Regions from separate parts of the Mus musculus genome. Here region 1 is linked to region 2. Evidence: chromatin loops called from intact Hi-C (ENCODE). Cell type or tissue: heart. All regions are shown on one strand. Links, peaks and the distances in the headings refer to the core of each region. The heading gives the core; the rest is flanking DNA. Region 1 holds the start of Rab24 (RAB24, member RAS oncogene family). Region 2 has its middle 27 kb from the start of Nsd1.

Evidence for each region. Hi-C counts contacts between places; a loop is a spot of excess contacts. Peaks named below come from ENCODE experiments on the same cell type or tissue, not always from the same donor. Only the 100,000 strongest peaks of a DNase experiment are listed, where the experiment ranks them.
Region 1: it touches region 2 in a loop (3-fold over the local background); 1 of 42 quality-filtered maps calls a loop at or near these places.

Annotation. Positions count from the first base shown.
Region 1 is chr13:55,320,199-55,324,586 of GRCm38, forward strand. It overlaps Rab24 (RAB24, member RAS oncogene family), which reads right to left and starts at 1,782. Exons shown (of 8, transcript NM_009000.3): 1 at 1,340-1,782; 2 at 1,192-1,260; 3 at 904-982; 4 at 729-796; 5 at 547-646; 6 at 305-355; 7 at 114-176; 8 at 1-16. The coding sequence starts at 1,456. It overlaps Prelid1 (PRELI domain containing 1), which reads left to right and starts at 1,857. Exons shown (of 5, transcript NM_025596.5): 1 at 1,857-2,083; 2 at 2,655-2,880; 3 at 4,133-4,246; 4 at 4,329-4,388. The coding sequence starts at 1,992. In heart, for the core only: a CTCF peak has its summit at 2,440 (motif pointing left); DNase peaks (open chromatin) are centred at 1,793 and 2,603; H3K4me3 peaks cover 3,713 bases; H3K27ac peaks cover 1,971 bases.
Region 2 is chr13:55,181,023-55,185,410 of GRCm38, forward strand. No RefSeq gene overlaps it. Among named protein-coding and RNA genes, the nearest start is that of Nsd1, 27 kb to the right of the region's middle. In heart, for the core only: a CTCF peak has its summit at 1,779; a DNase peak (open chromatin) is centred at 1,749; H3K4me3 peaks cover 749 bases; H3K27ac peaks cover 745 bases.

The DNA of each region.
Region 1 (4,388 bases), core at 195-4,194, 140 kb after region 2:
TCCACACCTTTGTCCTCTGTCAAAGAGAGGAGAGGTGACTGCTCAGCACTACTATTATGTCGGGGCATCAAGTAGGTCACCAAGAAGGCTGGGGACCATGAGGAAGTACACACCTGTCATCACCTGGAAAGCAGCCACACTGACGTAATCCTCAGCCACTTTCTGGAAGAGTTCATCTGGCAAGCAAAGAATCAGTGAGGGCCTGAGACCAGCAGCCCTGGGTATCCCAGTGGCCCAGCCCTCTGAACCTTTCTGCTCTACTGTCCTGCCTGTTCCTGCTGACAGGACCCAAGACAACACTCACCCACACTTTGGCCTGTCTTGCTGGATGTTTCAAAGAGTTGGGCTTTGATATCTGCAAAGAGAAGTGACTGTCTTCACACTTGGGGAGCACACCTAAATGTAGCTAACAGTTCAGTCTCCTGAACCACACAGGTTCAAGAAGGCCAGAAAGCAACCAAGACTGTCATTCCCATCTTTGAAATACACTCAGGCAGATAGTACCCGCCCCCAAGCCCCCATCCTCAGAGACTTAAAAACAGCTACTATCGGCATAGTCCTGAACATCATGGAAGTCTACACGACGGCGCCGCCTGTCTTCCTCCAGCAGGTCACTCTTAGTGCCACACAGGTAGATTTGACAGCCCTGTAGCAGAAGACAAGGCTGAGATTATCTCCACAGACCAATACAGTCTCTGTCCCTACTCTTGTGATATCTGGCCACCTACCTCTTCTAAACTGCGCAGCTCCTTAACCCAGAACTTGGCTCTCTCAAAGCTGCTGCTGTCAGTGAGGTCTTGGTAAGGGTAAGGCAAGAGACACATAAAGATCAGCGGCTTCCCTCTGATGCTGGCCTGTAACCTAACCCTTACTACTTGAACACGCCAGAATTCAACCCCTTACCATAACAGACAATTGCAGCTTTAGCACCCCGGTAATAGATTCTGCTCATGGCTTCGTAGCGCTCGGAACCTGCTGTGTCCTGAGGGGTGAAAGGAGTTAATAAGCTCCTTCACAAGACTACAAAATAGGCCCCATCTTCCAGACAACCCCCCCTCCTTTTTTTAGACGAGTAAATGGGTGTGAGGAAGGAAAAACGACCTCTATGAGGCTCCAGTTGGCTGGTTTAAGAGGCAAGACATTAAATTCGGGAGACAGGTTTGCACAAGACTCTGTTCTCAAGGGACTTACCCAAATGCCCAGAGTCACCGTCCGGTCTCCAACGCACATCACCTTGGCCACGAAAGCAGCCCCGATGGTCTACAACCAGGGAAGAGATAAGTGTGGAATACTGGCCGGACCCCTTCCTCCCATGCCTGCTCCGCAGGGGTGCACTCACGTTCTGATAGGGCCCCACCAAGAAGCGGTCGTGCACGTATCGTTCCACCAGGCTCGTCTTGCCCACGTATTCCTTGCCCAGCATAACCACCTTAACGTCCACGCGCTGCCCGCTCATGCTCCCTGGGCCGCCTCACCCACTTCAGGGTCCGCGCGGCCCAGGCAGAGCCCAAGCCTCAGACCCCAACCCCAAGGGCCTCGCACCTCGCAGGCCCCTGGCGCCTCGGCCCGGGGCGCTCCGTCCTTTGCAGAGCCGCGGCGCGGGGACGCGGACAGCGCCCTCCACCGCGCCGCAGAGCCCTGCGGTGCTCACCCGCGCGACCGCCGCTGCGCCCGAAGCTCCGCTGCGCCGGGGTTACCGACTGAATCTGGGGTCCTCGTAGCTAACTCCAAACAGCACCTCTGGGACTGGAAGCCAAGAGGCGGGACGCCCGGTCACGTGACGCGGGCGCCGGAAGTGGCCGATCCTATGCATCCGGCGCCGGAAGCGTCGTGCAGTCCTATAACCCCTGATGGCGGCGGTAGGGACCTGGGCGCGGTCCTGCGGAGATTGAGCTGCGAGCCTGGCGGGCGTGCGCCTAGCCACGTCCCCCCCACCCCCGGGCTCTTCACCCTGATGCTGCACGGGTGCTGAGCCCGTCCGGGTCGGGACGATGGTGAAGTATTTCCTGGGCCAGAGCGTGCTCCGAAGTTCCTGGGACCAAGTGTTCGCCGCCTTCTGGCAACGGTACCCGAATCCCTATAGGTACGTGGCGTTGGGTAGAGCGAGTCGCCTTCCTCTCTTCTTCTGGAGATCGCACCGTAGGCTGTCCTTCAATAGTGGAGTTTGAAAGACTGGACAGAGTCCGATGTGGGCTATCTGCGGAACTGTGGCCACAGTTATAGCACAAAATCCTTATAGGATTAGAATCAGTCCAAGCCTCCAAAGTCCTCGAAGAAGATTGTCTAGTTTGTGATTTATATTGGGCTCTAGATTTCTATTTTGCAGTCCAAAGGTGGTTGGACAGGAAGAGGCGGCAGCACGGGAGTTGAGCGGTATTTCGGGGCCAGAAATCCTGAGGATGGTTTGCTTACCTGCTGCTGGCGCTCTCTAGTGGTATAATTCTTGAGATTTTGCTCGCTTTGGAGAGCCACAGAATCCATGTCGGGTGGAGGAGGGAGTTGGAATTTGCCCGGGGATAGGTTCAGTGTACTCTAATTCTGAACCCGGGCACAGATCACAGATTGCAGGCAGCCATGACCTGGAGGCGCTAAATAGGAACCAGTAGACATGCTGTCAAGAGCAGGCTCCTGAGAATCATCTTTAACTCTTGCAGCAAACATGTCTTAACCGAAGACATAGTGCACCGGGAGGTGACCCCCGACCAGAAGCTACTGTCCCGGAGACTCCTGACCAAGACCAACAGGATGCCACGTTGGGCAGAGCGACTGTTTCCTGCCAACGTTGCTCACTCCGTGTACATCCTGGAGGACTCTATTGTGGACCCCCAGAATCAGACCATGACCACCTTCACCTGGAACATCAACCATGCCCGGCTGATGGTGAGACTTCCTTTGCTCCCTCAAAATAGTTGCCCTTCAGATTTCAGGCAAGAGAGTTGTGGGAACTTCTGTGGCCAGAGGCAGGCCTAAAATACCAATGAGCTGCATCTCTAGAGTTCTGCCCTTAGATTGGTCTACCCTTTCGATTGGTCAGATTCTCTGGGACTGTCCCTTGGCTCTCAGATGGTGGGGAAAGACACCCCTGTTCTTTTTTTCTTTTTTTTTTTCCCCGAGACAGGGTTTCTCTGTGAAACTCTGGCTCTCCTGGAACTCATTTTGTAGACCAGGCTGTCCTCGAGCTTAGAAATCTACCTGCCTCTGCCTCCCAAGTGCTAGGATTAAAGGCGTGCACCACCAACCACTGCCCGGCTGACACCCCTTTTCAAAGCTTGTTACAAGTACTGTGCGCAGAGCAGTCAGTTGGTGACATGCATGCATGCATACATATGGGGGGGGGGGTGGCTTTCAGGAATGATGCTGATCGAGAAAGGGAGGCTGTGGCTTCCCTGTTGGAGTCACATCAAGTGGAGATAACTGGGGTGTGCCTCGGTTTGTGCATGAGATTTGAGGAAGTGCATTATATGGATCTTGTATGCTTTGGAAGGCTTGAAAACCCATGTTTGGGAATGTTCACACAGTGTGAATAACCTTCGAGCTTCTAGATGATTCTTTCTCGGCTTCTGTAAGCCTGAGAGGTGGAAATTGTGCGTTTCAAAAAAGAAAAACTTTATATAAAGATGTGCCACTCACAATCCGTGAGTAAGGCACCTTTTCCTGCCCAGCACTGTCTGAAGTCACCTCAGCTGAGAGCTCTGCTTGGTAGATATCACATTGACAAGTTTGTGACTACTTCACATTCTTCAGGAGGCTGCCGCTCCCTTTGTTAATGAAAGCTGTCATTTTTGGAGTGTGTGCGCGTGCTTGCGCACACACACAATACCAGGAAGTTCAAAGAGGAGAGGGTAGAAGGCAGACGAGAAACACTGCTCACATCTAGATCCAGAGGCCCCAAGATCGGGTTGGAATAGCAACTGATCCCAAGAAACTGTTCTACTTGGAAGGGTCAACAGAGAGGTAATGGAGGCAGAGCAGCCTCCCTCTGGGCCCAGGATACATAACGGGAAGAACTTTGTCATTGCTTCCCCTTGTGAAGGAGACAGGGACAGTAGCATGGTAGAGACAGGGTGTGAGCGTGCAAGTGAGCAGAGCATAGGGTGCTTCTTTGAGGTGCTCAGCCCAACTTCCCTTGAAGGTGGTGGAGGAACGATGTGTTTACTGTGTGAACTCTGACAATAGCGGCTGGACCGAAATCCGTCGGGAAGCCTGGGTCTCCTCTAGCTTATTTGGCGTCTCCAGAGCTGTCCAGGTAAGAGGCTGCAGGGCGGGCAGGGCGGGGCTCGGCTCTGGGTCATTGAGTAACTCTCCCATCCTTCTCCCTCTCCTGCCAGGAATTTGGTCTTGCCCGGTTCAAAAGCAATGTGACCAAGACAATGAAGGGCTTTGAATAC
Region 2 (4,388 bases), core at 192-4,191:
TCTGCCTTCCGAGTGCTGGGACAGCCAGGGCTACAGAGAAACCCTGTCTCGAAAAACCAAAAAAAAAAAAAAAAAAAAAAAAAAAAAAGAGTTGCCTTGGTCATGGTGTCTGTTCACCGCAGCAAAACCCTAACTAAGACATCTCCCCAGGAAAAGCTTTGTCATACAACAGTTGACAAAGAGGATTAACATGATCATCATAATAACCTGCCTAGTAGTATCTGTAAGGTGGATGGAACGGGTACCCATCCCGCCCAGGACGGCACTGGCGTCAGCAGCATAGGAACGCTGTTGCAGTAGCTGCACTTGCTCGGGAGAGCTCGGATAAGGAAGGAGGAAGCCGAGGCTTTGCCAAGTCACCTAAGTCCAGTCAAAGGCGCCCAATGCAAGCAGCGTTTCCTTTCCCATTTGCCAGGGTGTTTGTTTGTTTGTTTGTTTTGTTTTGTTTTGTTCTGTTTGTTTTGCTTTTTTTTTTTTCTTTTTCCTGAGCCCTGGCTGTCCTGTAACTCTCTTTGTAAACCAGGCTGTCCTGAAACTCACTGAGATCCTCCAGCCTCTGTCCTCCCTGAATGCTGGGATTAAAAGTGGTGACTCTTGTCAATTTGTTTTTTTTTTTTAAGATTTATTTATTATTATATGTAAGTATACTGTAGCTGTCTTCAGACACACCAGAAGAGGGAGTCAGATCTCGTTAGGGATGGTTGTGAGCCACCATGTGGTTGCTGGGATTTGAACTCAGGACCTTCGGAAGAGCAGTCGGGTGCTCTTACCCACTGAGCCATCTCACCAGCCCAGTCAATTTGTTTTTAAGATAGACTCTCTTATAGCCCAGGTTGCCCCTAAAGTCACAATGTAACCAAGAATAACCTGGAACTTCTATTTGAGTTAGTCCTACTATGTAGTCCCCCCTGGCCTCAAACCACAGAGATAGGCCTGACCCCGCCTCCCAAATGCCAGAAAGTGTGCACCCCCACACCTAGCTGACCTTGAACTTCGGAGTCTCTTCACTTTCCACCACCAAGCTTACAGGCTTGCACCTCCAGACCTAGTTTTTTTGTTTTGTTTTGTTTTTCCTTTCTTATTTATTTATTTATTTATTTATTTATTTATTTATTTATGATTCTTCAGCTGACAGCAAGAGTATCTATTGTACACGAGTTACACTTGGCCACAAGTGAGAACAGACCTAGTCCAGAATGCCAAAGGTCCAGGGCAGAGAGCCAGCCGGACTGTTTGGGTTATAAGAAAGGCAGTCATTTTCCCAGGTGATCTCGGCCAGATCACGTTCCAGGTCCACTGAGACTTACTACCGACAGCAGCATACAGATCAACAACTTGTTCCGGTGTCCTGGCCTTCGGCATCCCTTACCTCTCTGCTCCTGCAGGCTTCGTGGGTGCACAAGCTAATTTACTTGGACCTCTGCCTCTTCTTTCTTCTCTTCTCTTGCGCCTCAGCCTGCGCATTCATTCGCATTCTCTTCTTCCGCCACTTCCCTCTCGTGGCGCAGGAGTTTCAAAGAAGATGGCGCTAAGGCCGAGCCAAACCTAGTTTTTATAAGGGGCCTTGAAAGCGTACGAAGGAGCCACTACATTCTAGAGTCCTAAAAGGCACAACAAATGCCCTGAGCCCAGAAGCAAGCTACTCTCTTCTCAGACGTTGACAGCTCAGGGTTTGGGAGCCCGGGAGACGCCAGACAGAGAAGTGACGAGGGCCAGGAAGCCCAGGCTTGCAGTGAAGGAGTCCAGGGCTCCTTCCCTCCCTGAGAACTCCTCTATGTAATTCCCGTGCTTAGTCACATGGGGGTGACAGTGCATCAGGGAGGCCCTGCTCCTCTGAGTCAGCAAAAATAGAAAAACTAAGTGGGGCTGGAGACAGTGACTAAAAGCAATGAGTGCTCTTCCAGAGGACCTGGGTTCAATTCCCAGCACCCACATGGCAGCTCACAATTGTCTGTAACTCCAAGATTTGATACCCCCCCCCAAAAAAAAAAGAAAAGAAATTAAAAAAAAAAAGATTTGATACCCTTACCCGGACATACCAATGCACATAAAATAATAATAATAATTAATAAGCAGGAGCTAAAGGAGGGCTGGCTTATCAGGTAAAGATGCTCACCGCCAAATCTGATGATCTGAGTTGAGTCACTGGAACCCACACATTGGAGGGACAGATCAGACTCCTGAAAGCTGCCCTCTGACCTACACTGGTGCACACTCCCCTAAAAGAATTAAATAAATGGTTTGTTTTAGTGTCTTTTTTTTTTTTTTTTCGTTTTTCGAGACAGGGTTTCTCTGTGTAGCCCTGGCTGTCTCCTGGAACTCACTCTGTAGACCAGGCTGGCCTCGAACTCAGAAATCTGCCTGCCTCTGCCTCCCGAGTGCTGGGATTAAAGGCGTGCACTACCACGCCCGGCTCATAGTAGTATCTTTAGGTGACTCAGAGATCTACTGAGAATTCTTACCACATCCCAGTGACGGACAGTCCATTCAAATTCCCAACTGACAAGTCAGACAGCCTGCCCAAGATTACCCAGCCAGAATGTGAACCTGGTCAGGGTTGCTCCCAATCAGGCTGCAGCAGCTTCTGATCCTAGGCTCACAGTCCAGCTCCAGCCTCTGTCTGCCAGCATCTGGAGGCTAAGCTGCTTCAGCTGAGCTGGCAGAGCAGAGTTCTTCGTGGGGAGAGACATGCTTGCACAAGAGGTTGGGGGAGAGACTGTCTGTACCTCTGTTGTAGAAAGGCTGGTCTGAGGGGTGAAGCCTTTGCTTTCCCTCATATATACAGTTATGTGTGTGTTTATATATGTGTATACATACACATATATGTGTGTGTATACACATATGTATATGCATATGTGTGTATATATGTGTGTATACATATTTATATATTCTATGTATCTATGTATGATATATATATGTATATGTATATATACACACACACACACACACACACATATACATATATATTAGGCTTTAGAACAGAGGTTCTCAACCTTCCAAATGCTGCATGCAACCCTTTAATACAGTTCATTTATGGTATGGTGACCCCAACCATAAAATTATTTCCATTGCTACTTCATAACTGTAATTTTGCTACTGTTATGAATCATAATGTAAATATCTGATATGTGACCCCCGTGAAGGGGTCCTTTGATCCCCTTGCTCTACAGTCTGAATTCTGGGGCTCTTCTAACTTCAAAAAACAGATATTCAGAGAGCACTCACTAAACACTTTCAGCTAAACATTATGCCACTTTTATTTACTTATTTACATATTACATTTGGCTGCTGGGACCAACCCAGAACCTTGTGCATGTTAAGCGAGGATTGTGCAACAGGGTGCAAATTCAGCCCAAGCATGCAGTCCTTATGAGACAGGACTGTCTCACTATAATCACTATACAGCCCTGTAGTTGTCTTCAGGTGAAGAATAGAAAATTACTGGCCTCTTGTGAAAACATGAACTTTTTACCTCGGAGCCCACCCCCTCCCATCTGAAAAACATTTTTGAGATAAAGGCCTCCTGGAACAACCTCAAAATGAACCGGGTACATTGCCAAATGATAGGACATGACTCCTTAGTTACGTAGATTCCTTGATAGGACATGACTCCTTAGTTACGTAGATTCCTCTGACAGAACCCCTTGTCCTTTGGCAGAACTCCCTAGTGATGTAAACTTGTACTTTCCCTGCCCAGTTCTCCCCCTTTGAGTTTTACTATATAAGCCTGTGAAAAATTCTGGCTGACCGTCGAGACTCCTCTACCCTGTGCTAAGGTGTATGAGTTTCGACCCCAGAGCTCTGTGTGCTTCCATGTTGCTGCTTTATTTCGACCCCAGAGCGCTGGTCTGTGTGCTTTCATGTTGCTGCCTTATTAAATCTTGCCTTCTACATTTTATGTATGGTCTCAGTGTCTTCTTGGGTACGCGGCTGTCCCGGGACTTGAGTGTCTGAGTGAGGGTCTTCCCTCGAGGGTCTTTCATTTGGTGCGTTGGCCGGGAAACAGCGCGACCACCCAGAGGTCCTAGACCCACTTAGAGGTAAGATTCTTTGTTCTGCTTTGGTCTGATGTCTGTGTTCTGATGTCTGTGTTCTGTTTCTAAGTTTGGTGCGATCGCAGTTTCAGTTTTGCGGACGCTCAGTGAGACCGCGCTCCGAGAGGGAGTGCGGGGTGGATAAGGATAGACGTGTCCAGGTGTCCACCGTCCGTTCGCCCTGGGAGACGTCCCAGGAGGAACAGGGGAGGATCAGGGACGCCTGGTGGACCCCTTTGAAGGCCAAGAGACCATTTGGGGTTGCGAGATCGTGGGTTAGAGTCCCACCTCGTGCCCAGTTGCGAGATCGTGGGTTCGAGTCCCACCTCGTGTTTTGTCACGGGATCGTGGGTT